2 separate regions of the Homo sapiens genome follow, and region 2 is linked to region 1. A link is an interaction called in ENCODE POLR2A ChIA-PET data of the cell type or tissue named here. Cell type or tissue: Panc1. All regions are shown on one strand. Each heading gives the region's core, and the rest is flanking DNA. Links, peaks and the distances in the headings are about the cores only. Region 1 overlaps SPTBN1 (spectrin beta, non-erythrocytic 1). Region 2 has its middle 46 kb from the start of RTN4.

Region 1 (2,916 bases), core at 146-2,645:
TAATTTTAAAATGAGTCTGGTCTATTTAGATAAAATGGTTTATAGCGATTTATAGTTTATAAATTTATAGAGATATTATAAATTTATAGTTTAAATATAGTTATATATAAATATAAATCGAGTTATATATTTATATATAAATATAGTTATATATAGTTTAAAATAAAAATAAGGATAGTCATAAATATATAGTTTATAGAGATTTATGGTTTGTAGAGATTTATAGTTTGTAGAGATTTGTGGGTCAGTAAATAAGTGTGATTAAAAAAAAAACCTCATTGAGATACAAGAGTGATGGCTTTATCACACGAAGCCTCCTGGCATAAGAAGACAAGCCCTTCAACCTCTGATGGCTGTAGCATTCACCACCAACACCCAACACCCAACACACACACACCCACCCCTTCCTCTTTTTCTTTTTCAGATTTTCACCTGCAAAATTAAGTTATCACTTTCCTCAGAATCAGTTCATGTATCGTATAAAGTTGTATTTGATGTTTTTTTCTCTGTTAAATAAAAGAGGAATGTTGAAATACAGCAAAACCCAACCTCCCATATTTAGAGAACTGTGTAGTAACAGAGGTGCAGGTTCATGATAACCATCTCTCCACTTCACATCAGCCAGCTTAACTCCTCATGAGAGAACACTCATCATGCCACTTTCCCCCTCAGAAACAGTTGCTTGTGCCATTGTGTAAATGAAGTTCCAGAGTCTAGCTTGGCCTTCAAAGATTCTCCGTAAAATGGCCCCACTCCACTTACTTCTTATTCTAATATATTCCATTCAAATCTGGTAGGCAGGCCTACAGCTTTTTATAAAACCCATCCCTGGGTTTCACGCTTATCTTCTACATTTTGCCTCAAATGCCTACTCTTCCATTTCATCTATAGAAATGCTTACTTTTCTTTTCTTTTTCTTTTTTTTTTTTGAGGCAAGGTCTGCTTCTGTTGCTCAGGCTGGAGTGCAGTGGTGTGATGATCTTGGCTCACTGCAACCTCTGCCTCCCAGGCTCAAGTGATTCTCCCACCTCAGTCTCCCCAGTAGCTGGGACTACAGGCACTTGCCACCAAACCCTGCTTTGTGTGTGTGTGTGTGTGTGTGTGTGTGTGTGTGTGTGTTTTGTAGAGACAGGGTTTCACCATGTTGCCCAAACTGGTCTTGAACTCATGAGCTCAAGTGATTGGTCTGCCTCGGCCTCCCAAAATGCTGGGATCACAGGTGTGAGCCACTGCACCCGGCCTAGAAATGCTTACCATTTTTAAATACTATGCCTGCATTCCAATTATTCCATAAAGTTTCTTCTTTCTTGTCAGGGTTACTGGGAAAAACGATTTTGTTGAGTGCTTACCATGTACCAGTCAGAGCTTTCTATATGGAATTTTGTCTGGTCTTTATAACATACCTGTGAAGTTTTAGAGGTGATAAGATAGAGGCAAATAACTCATCCAAGTTCACAGGCATTGTTGAGTTTAGGCTGCACGGTGTTCTGTAACTTTCTCCTTTCAGACTTCTAGATGTTCATATTTATATATATATTTTCTTTTAAATGAAAGAATGACAGTGTGAAATGCCCACCCTAACCTGGTTCCCTCTCCTGCCAACCTGCCCCTGGAGAACTGATTCTATTGGCTCTGGCTGTGAAGTTGTAATGTAGACAGGATCTAGTTAAAAAGCATCAAAATGAAGTTTTTCTGTCTGCTTTGCAGCCAGATGCTGACACTCCGCATCTGATCTTTCTGGAGAAGGTGCATTCTCTAGCTATTCTGGCTCAGTGCGTTTGCACCAGGAGAGGTATGAAGTGCTCTGTCTTCCTTGGGACATAGAGATTAAAGAATTTCAGGTCATGAAATGCATTACTACCAAGTTTATTACGTATTGAGAGTTGTCTTGTTGAATTTCTTAATTTTTTAAATTTCTTAACTCTTAGAAAGTGAAGTGCTGATTTTATACCTCTGAATCATGAAGAAAATTTATTCTTTTTTTTTTTTTTTTTTTTTTTTTTTTGAGACGGGGTCTCACCCTGTCGCTCAGGCTGGAGTGCAGTGGCGCGATCTCGGCTCACTGCAACCTCTGCCTTCCGGGTTCAAGCGATTCTCCTGCCTCAGTCTCCTGAGTAGCTGGGATTACAGCCACCTGCCACCACGCCCGGCTAATTTTTGCATTTTTAGTAGAGATGGGGTTTCGCCATATTGGCCAGGCTGGTCTCGAACTCCTGACCTTGTGATCTGCCTGCCTTGGCCTCCCCAAGTGCTGACCACACCCGGCAAGGGTAGCTATTCTCGAACTTTTTGTAGATAAAGAAATAGATCGTTGGATTATTATCCATCTGTATGAGGCTAGCTTTCCAGAATTCAGGTTTTCTGACTCCAAATTTGATGCTCTTCCCGTAGTACCACAAAGTGTGGGTTAGATGTGGATCATGGCGCCCAAATAACTTGAATACATACTGCTGGCATGGAAGATTAATGTGTTAAGGGAGCTGCCCAGATTTCTGGACATGGGCTGCTCTCGGTTTTTGTTGCATTAAGAATATTGACAGTCAAGGGAATACCAACTTTTTCTTAAATCTAATATTTTACTAGGAAGAACATTAAAAGGATTCTTGGAGGCTAGTTATATAGAAGAGGAAGGTGATAGATAACTCCTTTTGAGGAAAAGATAGCACTTTTCTTAGGAGAGTCAGCCTAAAATCTCCCTGGCTGCTGAGAAAGCTTTCTGGATGATGGTTCCATGTCATCACCTCTCCTCACTCCTCATTCTTGGAAAAAGGGGTCTGCACAGCCTCACTGCTGCTTCGTCTGCTTTAGTCTCTTTTCATGGCTTCCTAAAGTGTCCCCATGCAGTTATCCCAGTCTCCCCACAGCAGGGCCCTGAGAAGAGTGCTCCGTGCAAACATGTCTGGGATTCATCTTTGC
Region 2 (2,916 bases), core at 120-2,619, 530 kb after region 1:
CCATTTGTTATAATTGATGAACCAACCAATGTTGATACATTATTAATTGAAGTCCACACTATTCAGATTTTTTTCTTTTCTTTCAGTGAAACCCTGTCTTACTTTGCTGCCCAGGCTGGAGTATAAGTGGCTTAATGAGGGCTCACTGTAGCCTTGACCTCCCAGGGTCAAGTGGTCCTCCCACCTCGGCACTCCCTATCTCCCTGCCCCTGACTCCCCTAAATAGCTGGGACTATAGGCACTCGCCACCACACCTGGCTAATTTTTAAATTTTTTTTGTAGAGATGGGGATCTCACTATGTTGCCCAAGCTCTATGCAGATTTCAAATGCCCTTTTCCTGTTAGGATCCCATCCAGGATACCACATTGCATTTAGTCATGCTTTCTTAGGCTACTTTTGGCTCTAACAGTTTCCTAGACTTTCCCTGTTTTTGCTACCTTTGACAGTTTTGAGCAGGGACTGATCAGGCAATTTGTAGAATGTCCCTCACTTGGGATTTATCTGATGCTTTTCTCCTAATGGGACAGTGGTTATGGGTTATTGGGAGAGAGACTACAGAGGTAAAGTACCATTTTCATCCCACCATATAAGAGCGCATGCTGGGCCGGGTATGGTGGCTCACGCCTGTTCCTAGCACTTTGGGAGGCCGAGGCGGGTGGATTACCTGAGGACGGGAGTTCAAGCCCAACCTAACCAACATGGAGAAACCCCGTCTCTACTAAAAATACAAAATTAGCTGGGCGTGGTGGCGCATGCCTGTAATCCCAGGTACTCAGGAGGCTGAGGCAGGAGAATCGCTTGAACCCGGGAGGCGGAGGTTGCTGTGAGCCAATATCACACCATTGCACTCCAGCCTGGGCAACAAGAGCAAAACTCTGCCTCAAAAAAAAAAAAAGAGTGCATGCTACCACCAGGACTTATCACTGCTGATGCTGACCTTGATCTCTTGGCTGAGCTTCCAAGTGATTTTTGATTCCTCATTCTCCCATCCCTGGAATCTATCATTCATCAGGCCTCATCTAATATATCTCTCAAGGTTCTCTCCCAGAACCCACTCCTCATCAGCATTATCTCCACAGTCTCAAGTCTAAGTTCCCAGACTGTTCTCAGCATCCTGCACCACGTTATCAAAGCTCTAATCATAGCCTTTCTCTGGCTAAATAATCCCACTTAGGAATAAAACTTTTGTCTTAGTTGGAAGTTAAGGTCCAAGGTTTTCAGTGTTGCTTTGGGGTCTTTTTCTCAATCTGAACGCAAGCTACTTTCCAGTTTTGGCTCCTGCCCTGAGATCTGGGTGCCATGCTAGCACTCCACCACACCCTCTGCTCATTCTGTCATGCTGCAGCAGTTACTGTTTATTAAGCTTCTGTCCTGTGCCAGGCAGCTTTCTGGGCCCAGGAATACAAAAAATACGAAGAAAGGCTTCCCTACACTCAAGGAATGAGGTGTAGTTGGAGTGACAGTCATTGTAAATGGATAATTGCAAGGTTGTTAGGTAGATGCGAGGTATTTATTTGGGCATGTACAAATTTTAAAGGGAGCAACTAGGCCAAAGCCCCTCACTGTGGCCCCAGTACTTAGGGGAGATTATACTAAGATAGTGATATCTGAGCAATGATTTCAATAAAGAAAAAAGTTCACCAAGCAGACAAGAGGCCAAGAGAAGTTCTAGGCAGAGGGCACAGCACGAACTAAGGCATGGCCACTAAGCAATTTAATATGGAAGTATTTGCAAAAGATGAGTAAGAGCTAAATTGTGATAAAGGAGGATTGCTTGAGCCCAGGAGGTCAGGGCTGCAATGAGCCCTGATTGTGCCACTGCACTCCAGCCTGGATGACAGAGTGAAATTCTGTCTCAAAAAAAAAAAAAAAAAATTCCTTGGCCTCAGTCCAGACTCAGAATCAGAATTTCTGGGGTTGGGGGGAAAGCCTGGTAATTCTGCATTTGTAATCAAACCCCAGGTACTTCTTGTAAAGAAAGCTTTGGAACACTGGTACTCTAAGAGAATAATAGAAAACAAGATCAAAACAAGAAGAAACTGGAGGCAGAAAGAGCAGTTGGAAGACACTTGCTATTGCCCCAGAGATGGCAAAGCTTGAACCAAGGAGACAGCAGTGGGGGAAGGAGGAGGGGCAGCTTCAGGAGGCCTCGAAGAGGCAGACTGTCAGAGGTAGAGCTGCAGACGCCACCCAGGCCTCTAAGGATTCTATCTTGAACACTTTCATAAACATTGGGAATATGAGAGACGGAATAGGTTGCTGGGAAAGATAATGAGCTCAGTTTTGGAACATGTTGACTTTGAAGTGAAATCCATAATGAAGAGCTGACACTTGAACAGGCTGTTCTGGAACTCAGGATAGAGGTCAGGGCTGGAGATAAGGATTTCTGAATCATTTGAATCACCAGTGTATAGGCAAGAGCAGGAAAAGTGAAATTCCCCCAGGAAGCAGGTGGAGTCTGAAGGGCCAAGAATGACATATGGAAGCCTTCAGCACTCCCGCCCCTCCTCATCAACCTTCAGCCTCATCTTTCTCCTCTGTGCCCTTCCCCCAATCTCTTTTTCTACCTCACACAATTTTATCAAAGGCCATCTCCCAGCTGTTACTATCCTAGATGGAATTAACCTCTGCACTGTGCTACGGTATTTCTTTGTACTCCCTTTATCACATCTCCAGTCATTTTAGATTAGGGCTAGTGTTGTCCCATTTTCTTTTTCACCTGTTAGAGGCAGAAGTATGTCCGGATTTCCAGTACCCAGCACAAAGCTGGTGTTTAGTAAATGTTTGTGGTCTTGTGGTGGAGATTTAAGGATTATTCATTCATTTGGACTTATAATCCTAGTGTCTAAAGTAAAAATATCTTTCTTTGATCAGAAAGAGTGTATACTTTATGCAACCTAAAACTTAGGCACTTA

What was found. ChIA-PET counts read pairs that join two places held together with the same protein. Peaks named below come from ENCODE experiments on the same cell type or tissue, not always from the same donor. Only the 100,000 strongest peaks of a DNase experiment are listed, where the experiment ranks them.
Region 2: POLR2A ChIA-PET joins it to region 1 with 18 read pairs; 3 of 35 experiments call an interaction of 5 or more read pairs at or near these places.

Annotation. Positions count from the first base shown.
Region 1 is chr2:54,561,617-54,564,532 of GRCh38, forward strand. All of the region lies in intron 2 of SPTBN1 (spectrin beta, non-erythrocytic 1), which reads left to right. Among named protein-coding and RNA genes, the nearest start is that of SPTBN1-AS1, 4.4 kb to the left of the region's middle. In Panc1, for the core only: no CTCF peak of the experiment used is centred there; no DNase peak of the experiment used is centred there; H3K27ac peaks cover 648 bases.
Region 2 is chr2:55,095,444-55,098,359 of GRCh38, forward strand. It overlaps a transcript of RTN4 not described here. Among named protein-coding and RNA genes, the nearest start is that of RTN4, 46 kb to the left of the region's middle. In Panc1, for the core only: no CTCF peak of the experiment used is centred there; no DNase peak of the experiment used is centred there; H3K27ac peaks cover 209 bases.